Regions from separate parts of the Mus musculus genome. Here region 2 is linked to region 1. The links are chromatin loops, found by intact Hi-C in ENCODE. Cell type or tissue: gastrocnemius. All regions are shown on one strand.

Evidence for each region. Peaks named below come from ENCODE experiments on the same cell type or tissue, not always from the same donor. Only the 100,000 strongest peaks of a DNase experiment are listed, where the experiment ranks them.
Region 2: a loop joins it to region 1, with 11 times the contacts of the local background. A loop is called at or near these places in 38 of 42 quality-filtered maps.

Annotation. Positions count from the first base shown.
Region 1 is chr2:103,544,355-103,549,354 of GRCm38, reverse strand. No RefSeq gene overlaps it. Among named protein-coding and RNA genes, the nearest start is that of Abtb2, 19 kb to the left of the region's middle. In gastrocnemius, no CTCF peak of the experiment used is centred here; a DNase peak (open chromatin) is centred at 2,031.
Region 2 is chr2:103,453,907-103,458,906 of GRCm38, reverse strand. It overlaps Cat (catalase), which reads left to right. Exons shown (of 13, transcript NM_009804.2): 11 at 1,950-2,057; 12 at 3,746-3,829; 13 at 4,086-5,000. The coding sequence ends at 4,151. Among named protein-coding and RNA genes, the nearest start is that of Cat, 29 kb to the left of the region's middle. In gastrocnemius, no CTCF peak of the experiment used is centred here; DNase peaks (open chromatin) are centred at 1,077 and 2,083.

The sequences.
Region 1 (5,000 bases):
TGGTTTTGTTCCTTTCCTTCACCTGTTTGATTGTGTTTTCCTGTAACTCTTTAAGGGATTTTTGTGTATCCTCTTTAAGGGCCTCTAGCTGTTTACCTGTGTTCTCCTGTATTTCTTTAAGGGAGTTATTTTGTCCTTCTTAATGTCCTCTATCATCATCATGACAAGTGATTTTAGATCTGAATCTTGCTTTTCCAGTGTGTTGGAGTATCCAGGACTTGCTATGGTGGGAGAATTGGGTTCTGATGATGCCAAGTAACCTTGGCCTCTGTTGACTATGTTCTTATGCTTGCCTCCCACCATCTGGTTATCTCTAGTGCTACCTGCCCTGGAGCCTGTTCTTTCTGTGATCCTGGTTGTGTCAGAACTCCTCTGTGTCAAGATGTCTTTGTGATCCTGTGATTCTGGGATCCTGTGATCCTGAGATCCTGGGAGTCAAGCTGCCTTTGGGACCTTGAGATCCTGGTGTGACCAAGCTCCTGGGATCCTCTGATCCTGGGCGCATTAGAGCGCCTGGGAGTGGAGCTGCCTCTGGGTGTTGTGGGGCTGGCTGTGGAGTTTGTGCCCAAGGTCTGCTCAGACAGACTGGAAGGAACCTGTGCCACTGGTCTGGCAGAGTTCCTGTGTGCCTGGGTCCCACTGGTCCCAGTTACTCCCGGTGTTGGGGACAGATGTTGTGTCCTCCTCACCTCTGATCCTCTTGAAGTGTCTTCTTCTATTGCTTTCCACTTTACTTTTTGAGACAGGGATTTTCACTGACTATGGAGTTCATCTGTCTTGGCTCTAATTTGGCTGGCCAGCTGACTTCAGAGTGTGCCTCACCCCTACCTTTAGGGTGCTAGGGCTATAGATGCACACCACTATGGCCTGTTTTTGTTTTGGTTTGTTTTCTTTTCTAAGATTTATTTATGTATTTGAATACACTGTTACTGTTTTCAGACACACCAAAAGAGGGCATCAGATCCCATTGCAGATGGTTGTGAGCCTCCATTTGGAGGCCTCAGGACCTCTGGAAGAGCAGTAATTGCTCTTAGCTGCTGAGTCATCTCACCAGCCCCACTATGGCTGTTTTTTATATGGGTGCCAGAAGTGGAAACTCAGGTCCTCATGTTTGTATAGTAAGTACTTTACCCCACCAAGCCTTCTCCATAGTCCGAGAACTGACTTTTATTTTCAACAATATTTACTATCAGAGTAGAGCATGCCATGGTGTACGTGTGGAGGTCAGAAGAGAACTGTGTGTATTTGATTTTCTCTTACCAGTTTTAGATGGCCTCTACGGATCAAACTCAGTTAATCAGGTTCACATAGTTGGAAAGCCAGCACCTTTACTCATCAGCCCCATCAGAACTAACTTGTTTTGATTGAGTCTATATTGTTCTTTTCATTTCTCTCATATTAATTTCTTCCCCCGATGACTAGTATTTCTTACTTACCCACCGCTTTTAGATTTATCATGTTCTTGCTTTTCTAAGACCTTGAGTTCCATCAGTAGGTTATTTATTTGAGGACTCTGTTTTTGTTTTTGTTTCCTTTCAGTCCGGAGGCTTCATTTGTAAATATACTTTGGAAAAGAAAAGATGGCCTATTTTATCACTTCTGGTCAGTGGATGAAGAGCTGTGTCCAAGGGAGCCATCTGGTACTGCTGATAAGGACCATGTTTTGTTCACTGATCCAGTCATGGGCATGAGACGTACAGTCACTGAGCCCTTGAGTCTTAAACCTTAGGCACTTTGTACTAAATCACTGCATTGAATGATGCTCCAGTCAGCTTGAATGCAGAGATCTCCTCAAGCAGAGCCTGCCTAGAAGCAACTGGGCTGGTGTCCCCAGCATCCCTTAGCCTGGCTTCTCCACATGGAGGCTGTCTTAGTCCATGGCTCCACTGGCCCTGAGCTCATGTCCTTCACCAGCACTGAAGAAAGGAGTCTCTCAGGTCAAAGTTTCATACAGCTTCAGATGTTCTTCCTTGGCCAGAAGGAACGTCATGGCCACCAGGTGGAACCCTTTCTGTTAGAATCACTTGATGATCTCAGCCACCAGGCGGTGCTGCACACCAGATGGCATGATGGAAAAGAAGGTAACCCTTCAGGTTGTCTAGTCCAGAAGGCTGGTGGGTTGGTGGGGTAGCTAGGATGCTCTGCTCTTTCTTTTGTTTTGTTTTGTTTTGTTTTGTTTTGTTTTGTTTTGTTTTGTTTTTGAGAAAGGGTTTCTCTGTGTGGCCCTGGCTGACCCAGGACTCACTCTATAAAGCAGGTTGGCCTCAAATCCAGAGATCTGCCTACTCTGCCTCTAAAGTACTAGGACTAAAGGCATGTGCCAACATGTGTGCCTCTTTGATTTTCAAATGTAAACATATAGTCATAAACTTTCTTCTCTCAGAAATGCCTTAGCTGTATCCCAAAAGTTCTGATAAGTTCTACTTTCATTTTCTTTTGACTATAGGAATTTTGTTTTGTTTATCCTATCTATCTATCTATCTATCTATCTATTGTTGTTTGTGCGAGTGTATTTGTGTGATGTGTTCATGTAGGTATGTGCTTCATGGTGTGTGAAGGGTCGCTATTCTCCTTCTACCTTCCCATGTGTTCTGGGCATCAAACTCAGCTCATTAGGCTCCTATAGAAAGTACTTTTACCCACTGAGCCACTTGGCAGCCCATTGAGTTTTTTTTTTGTTTGTTTGTTTGTTTTTTTTTAAGACAAAGAGTTTCCTGTAGCTGACCTTGAACTAACTGTGTAAGCTGAAGATGAACTTCAGCTTCTAATCCTCCTGCTTCTACCTCTTAAATGCTGGGATTGTAGGTATGTACCACCCCACCTGGCTTGATTTTTAGGATTTTAAAATGTTCTCCCAATTTTCTTCAATGCATTACTGTTCATTCAAGAGTGAATTTTTTAGTCTTCAAGTATTCGTGTGGTTCCTTTTACTACTGCTTTCTAATTTCACTTTGCTATGATTTGACAGAAAAATTATCCCATTTCTTTAATGCTGCACTCAACACAGCTCCAGGGACTGAGCTAACTGGTGTGACAAGGAAATACAAGGAACTGACAGACACAAATACAAAGAAAAGCTGGGATGAGTAGACTGGGCTTTCAGATGAAGAAGCCCAGCACCCTGGAAGCTTGGTGTATTTATTTATACCTGACCAGAAAGGCAAGGGTTATTGCATATAGCTGGACAAGGATGCAAATTTGACTAATCTCAGTAGGCACAGGCTGTGTAGGGGAGCAGTAAGCTATGTTTACTTAGCAATGGAGAAAGCTATGGTGGATATTTTCTGCACACACTATCGACATTCACTCTGGACTTTTCCATCCCTGCAAACCTCACCCAGAGAAGGCCCTGATATGCCCACAGGACCAAGGCATTGGTTTTTGACATCGTCAAGCTTATATCCACAGTACACATTCACTCAGGACTTAACTCACTCAGGGCTTCCTCCAGTCCTCACACTTTTCTATTGTTAAGCATTGTTTTGTGACGTAGAAGGTAATCTATTTTAGAAAGGATTCTGTGAGATGCTGAGAAGAATGTATATCCCACTTCTGTTGGATGGAATATTCTGTATATATCTGTTTGGTCCATTGACTGAATCTAAGCATAGTTTGACTCTGAAGTTTCTTTGTGTTTTGTTTGTTTGTTTTGATTTGATTTTGTTGTTTGATTGAGCTATCTAAAGATGAGAGTGGGATAGTAAAACCATCTTTGGATCCCTCAACCTTTCTCCCAACTCTTCCATAAGACTCCACAAGCTCCACTAATATTTGGGTGTGGGTCTCTGCATCTCTTTCTATTGGCTGTTGGATGGAGCTTCTCAGAGGACAGTTATGGTAGGTTCCTGTCTGCAAGCATAGTGGAGTATTATTAATAGTGTCGGGGAATTAGTTCTTGTCTATGGGATGGGTCTCAACTTGGGGCAGTCATTGGTTGGCTGTTCCCTCTGTCTCTGCTCTATCTTTGTCTCTGCACATCTTGTAGGCAGGACACATTTGGGGATGATGGTTTTGTGGGTGGGTTGCTGTCCTTATCCCTCTGTTGGGAGTCCTGTCTGGCTACAGGAAGTGGCCACTTCAGGATCCATCTCCCCCACTGCCAGGAGTCTCCACTAGAATCCCCATAGACTCCCTGCCCCCCTCCATCATTTCTTTGTACTTTTGACATCATGACTATGATATGCCATGAAGAGGTTCTCCTCAGAGTGCACTGGGATTCTAAATGTCTCTTGTGCTTGGATATCCATCTAGTCAAGGAAATTTTATCAGAAGAGTTCTCAAATCTAGAGAAAGAAACAGATATTCAGACACGTGGGCCATCTAAAACCTTAACTATTTGTAGATCTCCATATTAAGCTGCCTTCGCTTGGAGGCTCATTCTCAGTACCACTCACAGAGAGAAAGCAAGCTGCTGCTGATATAGAAGAAACTCAAAGTAATAAAATTGATATTATAAATGACTTACTAACAGGTCTGCTTAGGAGACATTAGGCTACACTAGTAGAATTTAGCTAAAGGAGCGAGCACTGCCTCCAAAATTCCCCAAAGATAAGTAATATGCTGACCAGGCCTGTTAGAGATAACCTAAATTTAGGATGCTAGGATATAAATGTTATTCACCAGGATTTGCCAGGCATGAGGCACCATTCCTGTGACAAAGGAGAGAGAACTGACTGACTCCCAGCCATCAGGACTATTCTCAACTGAAAACATACCATTAACTGGGCAGCTCAGGGCAGGGGGACAGGATGGGGCCACAGTTATTACTGAATCCAGGTCTGCCATTACGTCCCTTTTGCTCTTATCAGGAAAATCAAATTTTGCCTGGTGGACAAGGTGACCCTAGGTAGCAACTATTAGAAAAAGAACAATACTGGTGTCTTAAAAACAATTCTGGAAATATGTGATATCTTCGCTGTGTAGATGTCTATCTGTCTAAATGGCCAGACTTGCTGTCTCCTGTCTCTGTTTAAATTATTCAAAGTTTAACTGTCTTAGTT
Region 2 (5,000 bases), 90 kb after region 1:
CACCCAGCCAAAGAATGAGAAGGTAGTTGCTCTGGAGTCCCTTGTGGGAGCTTTCTGTAAATTGATATTTAAATTCAGTTAGAACCTATTTTTATTTTCTCAGTTTAAAAATGTAGATTCCAAGTGAAATATTTATAAATACATAGCTGGATTCACTGTGAAGATGTTTTTGTTTGAAAGGGGGGGGCTAGTTCTATTTTATTGTGGGATATATAGCACATTTAGGTAAGCCTTTTATAGTAGGTTATTTTTAGAGATATGGGTGAATTCGATGTACTGCAGGATAGCCTTGGCAGTCAAGGGTTTGCTTGTATGAGGTCAAGATCGATACAAAGCAAACCCACACAACTCCTTTAGAAACGAGACTGCCATTTGTACGTTAAGGTTTGCTATGTGAGCTTTGTGTTATGCTATGTTTTCTTATTTTAGTGAGAAGTTTTCTTATCATTATGTAGGACTCGAATTTTTAACCAGCCATGATCCTGGTATTATGGGTTCAAAGTGAAGTGGAACAATAATAAAAGTCCTGTGACCAGTACCCAGAAAACTTCATGGTTTTTCCCTTAAAAATGATTCCCTTGGCCTTGTGGCTCAGAGGACTTGCTCATATCAGATCTCTCCTCTCATGAAGAACATCAGAAAGACAGATTAAAAGCTTCGAAGAGGGGCTGGAGAGACGGCCCTGTGGTTAGCAGCACTTGTTGCTCTTGCAGAGGACCAGGGCTCAATTCCCAGCACTCATATGTGGCTCACAACAATCCAAAACTTCCGTTTCATGGGATGTGACACCCTTGTCTGACCTCCCTGGGCACCGGGCAAACTTGTGGCGTATATTTCTAATACATGCAGACAAAACATCCATATACATAAAAGGAAATAAATCTTTTTCTTTTTTTAAAAAAGAAACGCCTTGGAGGACAAAGCAAGGGCTTAGTGACCAAGAGCTCAGAAAAGCTGCAGAAAAAAAATAAAGTTTTGTGTGTGTGCGGTAAGCTCTGTAGCTTGGTAACGAATCCCTGAAAGATTGGCAGTGAGCTCCCGTGAGAAGCTGGCTGCAGTGAACCACTAGGAATGCTTCCAGAAATTACTTTTTGGGCAGCGAGGTGGCTCAGTGGTTAAAGGCGCTTGCAGCCAAGCCTGGCAAACTGAGTTTGAGCTCTGGAACCCACATAGAAGAGAGAAGTGATACCCGCAAGTTGTCCTTTCACATCTACACATGGCACATGTGTGCACAGGCTTCTCCACATTCAGTAAATAAATAAATGTAAAGAAAAAAGTCATAGATGGCCTGCCTCCTCCCTCCCTCCAGCCCTCCCTCCCTCCAGCCCTGCCTACCTTCCTACCTCCATAGACAGACTGAATTAAATGTTTTGCAAAGGTACTGCAGCTCAGCTAAACACGTTATCTCTAGGTTCCAGTAATGAGATCGAGTCCCCGTAGCAAGTGGAGGTATTCGGGAAGTATGCGTCCTGTGGGGGTGTCCTCTAGTGAAGGTGTTATGCCTCCGAGAAGTTAAAGTTCAAGTCCTAGGTTTTGTGGGTTGCAGAAAGCTACAGCTGGTCTCAACGTAGTGCCGATGACCAGGAAAGAGTACTGCCCACTAGACGGAGCATGCTCCTTGGAAGCATGTGGGTGCTAAGTGGCAGCAACCAATCCTGAGAAAATTGGACACACACACACACACACACACACACACACACACACACACACCTGCACAGACACCCAGAGAAGAAAACCAGTTACAAGCTATTACCAACAAATGAATGCAAAAGAAATTAATTCATCACATATGACAGTTTTCATTATAATATTAATGTGATTTTTAATTGTGCATTTCTAATGTAGACTCTTGGAGTTTTATTCATGGAAAAATGGTTGATTTATTTATTTATTTATTTATTTATTTATTTATTTATTTATTTATTTATTGCTCTCTTGTTGCTGAACAGGTGCGGACATTCTACACAAAGGTGTTGAACGAGGAGGAGAGGAAACGCCTGTGTGAGAACATTGCCGGCCACCTGAAGGACGCTCAGCTTTTCATTCAGAAGAAAGCGGTGAGTCTGGCTTTGATGGCTAGAGGGTGACACCTGCTGGCTCATGGAGGTAGTGCAGCCGTGTGGGAGAACCCTGCAAGGAAAAGCAGTTTCTAGTTTACCTGAGCTAAGATGACTTTGTAGACAGTGCAGCAATTCTCAGTCAAAGTTCGATTACCTTGTCTCAGCGTTTTGTCTGGCGTGATACATACACTCATTGTTATCTGGTTTTCCAGTGTGTAGACATTCAGTTGAGTTTAGAGTGAATTCTTGTGTGTGCTGTGCAGTTCAGCTGTAGTCAGTTCTGTGTGTGACAGCAGCCGTGGCTCTGCTTTGTCTCCCGGAAGCTTTCAGAGGATGACAGGTATTGTTTCCGGTTTTGTGGTTTGAAGCCTGTATCCAGGTTCACCGTCATGAGTCTGCGACTCTTCTTCAGACAGAGTAGAAGCTTGCTTCTCCTAGAGCAAGAACGGAGCTATTCCCCGAAGCGGGCTGAGTCGAGGTGCTGCGGTGTGTCAGCTGACTGCTCATCGAGCTACCTGGAGCCCTCTCTCTGGCTTCTAGTTTTTTGGGTTGTCCCAGAACAACGTTCAATATAAACTGAGTAGCCTTTCTGGACCGTTTGTGCATGGTCTTAAATCGAGGCAGTGCCAAGTCTGCCCTTTCACACAGATTACTGGCTTGTTGGGTATCCACTGTGAGGTCAGCTGTTTATTGGCGGCTGGTACAAGTTGTTCAGGTGTATTTTCCCCGTAATATCCTATGAGGTCTGTCATATGTTTTCTCCCTCAATAAGAGGTTCTTGCCCTTGTGGTGGTGTTTGGTTGTCTTACAGTTCAGTCCAGTTGTGACAGGAGTCCCTGGAACTTGTTTCATAACCGCAGATTTAGGGGTCAAACCTGTAAGAACCCTTCCACTTTAGATTTCACGCAAGATCGCTGGCACATGAAAGTTCCGACTGCTGTCTCAGGGTTCACAGGAGCCTCTGCCAAGTTGGTTATTTGCTAGCATGGCTCACAGAACCCAGGGAAATGCCTTATGTAGTATTATCTGTTCATCATAAAGGGCATCTCAGTACTCACCAAATGGATGAGACGCCTGAGCTCGATATGGGGAGGAAGGGCTACCAGTTTTCATGCCTCTCAGCCGTACCAGCCTCCCGACACCTACCAAGAGGCTCCGGGAGCCCTGTCATACAAGGACTTTCATGGGGTTCTCCCTACATAGGCATGGCTGACCAGGTCATCAGTTATGAGGTGACTGGACACCATCCGTAGGCTCGGGGTGGGATTGGAAGTCCCACCTTCAAATCCTATGCTCGTTGTGTCTGGTACCAGCTCTGTCCTGCTGTTCACTGAGCCTCCCACGAACCATCTCAGTGGTACGCGGACGACAGTAAATTCCACAGGCTTCAGGATCCATGTGCCAGGAATGGAGGATAAAGACCAGATGTGTCTCTATGATCCACATAAGTATAATTGTCTTGCTCATTTACAGAGGGGGACATGGAAACTCAGATAGGTGAGGTGGCTTCTCTGAGGCAGCTCAGCCCATAGACTGGAGAATTTATACTGGACCCCCCAGGTCTTTCTCCAGAACCTGATATGACCTGTTGAAATGTCCTTCGTCCCCTGACCAGTAAGCACAAGATGCTGACAGTTCACATAGGGGTGAGGAGATGCTAATATGTAAGTTCCTTTTGACTCCAGGTCAAGAATTTCACTGACGTCCACCCTGACTATGGGGCCCGCATCCAGGCTCTTCTGGACAAGTACAACGCTGAGAAGCCTAAGGTGAGCCCTGAGTGGTGTGGCTGGGAGAGGAGCCTGGGCTGGGCTGGGTCAGACACAGCTTGGTTTCCAGTGCCATTATCGCCTCAGTTCAGCAGTTACTAGGCATTTTCTTTGACTTACTGGCACAACATATAACGCTTCATTTTAGCCCCTACGCAACACTGAATTCATTCACAGTGGATGGATTTCTGAGTTGTTTTAAGAGAAATCCCAGGTTCCTAACTCACTGGTCCTGTGTTCTCTTCCCATGATACAGAACGCAATTCACACCTACACGCAGGCCGGCTCTCACATGGCTGCGAAGGGAAAAGCTAACCTGTAACTCCGGTGCTCAGCCTCCGCTGAGGAGACCTCTCGTGAAGCCGAGCCTGAGGATCACCTGTAATCAACGCTGGATGGATTCTCCCACTCCGGAGCGCAGACTCACGCTGATGACTTTAAAACGATAATCCGGGCTTCTAGAGTGAATGATAACCATGCTTTTGATGCCGTTTCCTGAAGGGAAATGAAAGGTTAGGGCTTAGCAATCATTTAACAGAAACATGGATCTAATAGGACTTCTGTTTGGATTATTCATTTAAATGACTACATTTAAAATGATTACAAGAAAGGTGTTCTAGCCAGAAACATGACTTGATTAGACAAGATAAAAATCTTGGCGAGAATAGTGTATTCTCCTATTACCTCATGGTCTGGTATATATACAATACAACACACATACCACACACACACACACATGCAATACACACACTACACACACATACACACACTCACACACACTCATACACACACATGAAGAGATGATAAAGATGGCCCACTCAGAATTTTTTTTTTTATTTTTCTAAGGTCCTTATAAGCAAAACCATACTTGCATCATGTCTTCCAAAAGTAACTTTAGCACTGTTGAAACTTAATGTTTATTCCTGTGCTGTGCGGTGCTGTGCTGTGCTGTGCTGTGCAGCTAATCAGATTCTTGTTTTTTCCCACTTGGATTATGTTGATGTTAATACGCAGTGATTTCACATAGGATGATTTGTACTTGCTTACATTTTTACAATAAAATGATCTACATGGAAGGACCGTGTTTGGTTGCTTTCAGCTCTGTATAATGTGGAATGTGAAGTAGAGATTACCAGCTCTCTCTGCAGTAACAATAAAAGCGCCAGCGGCC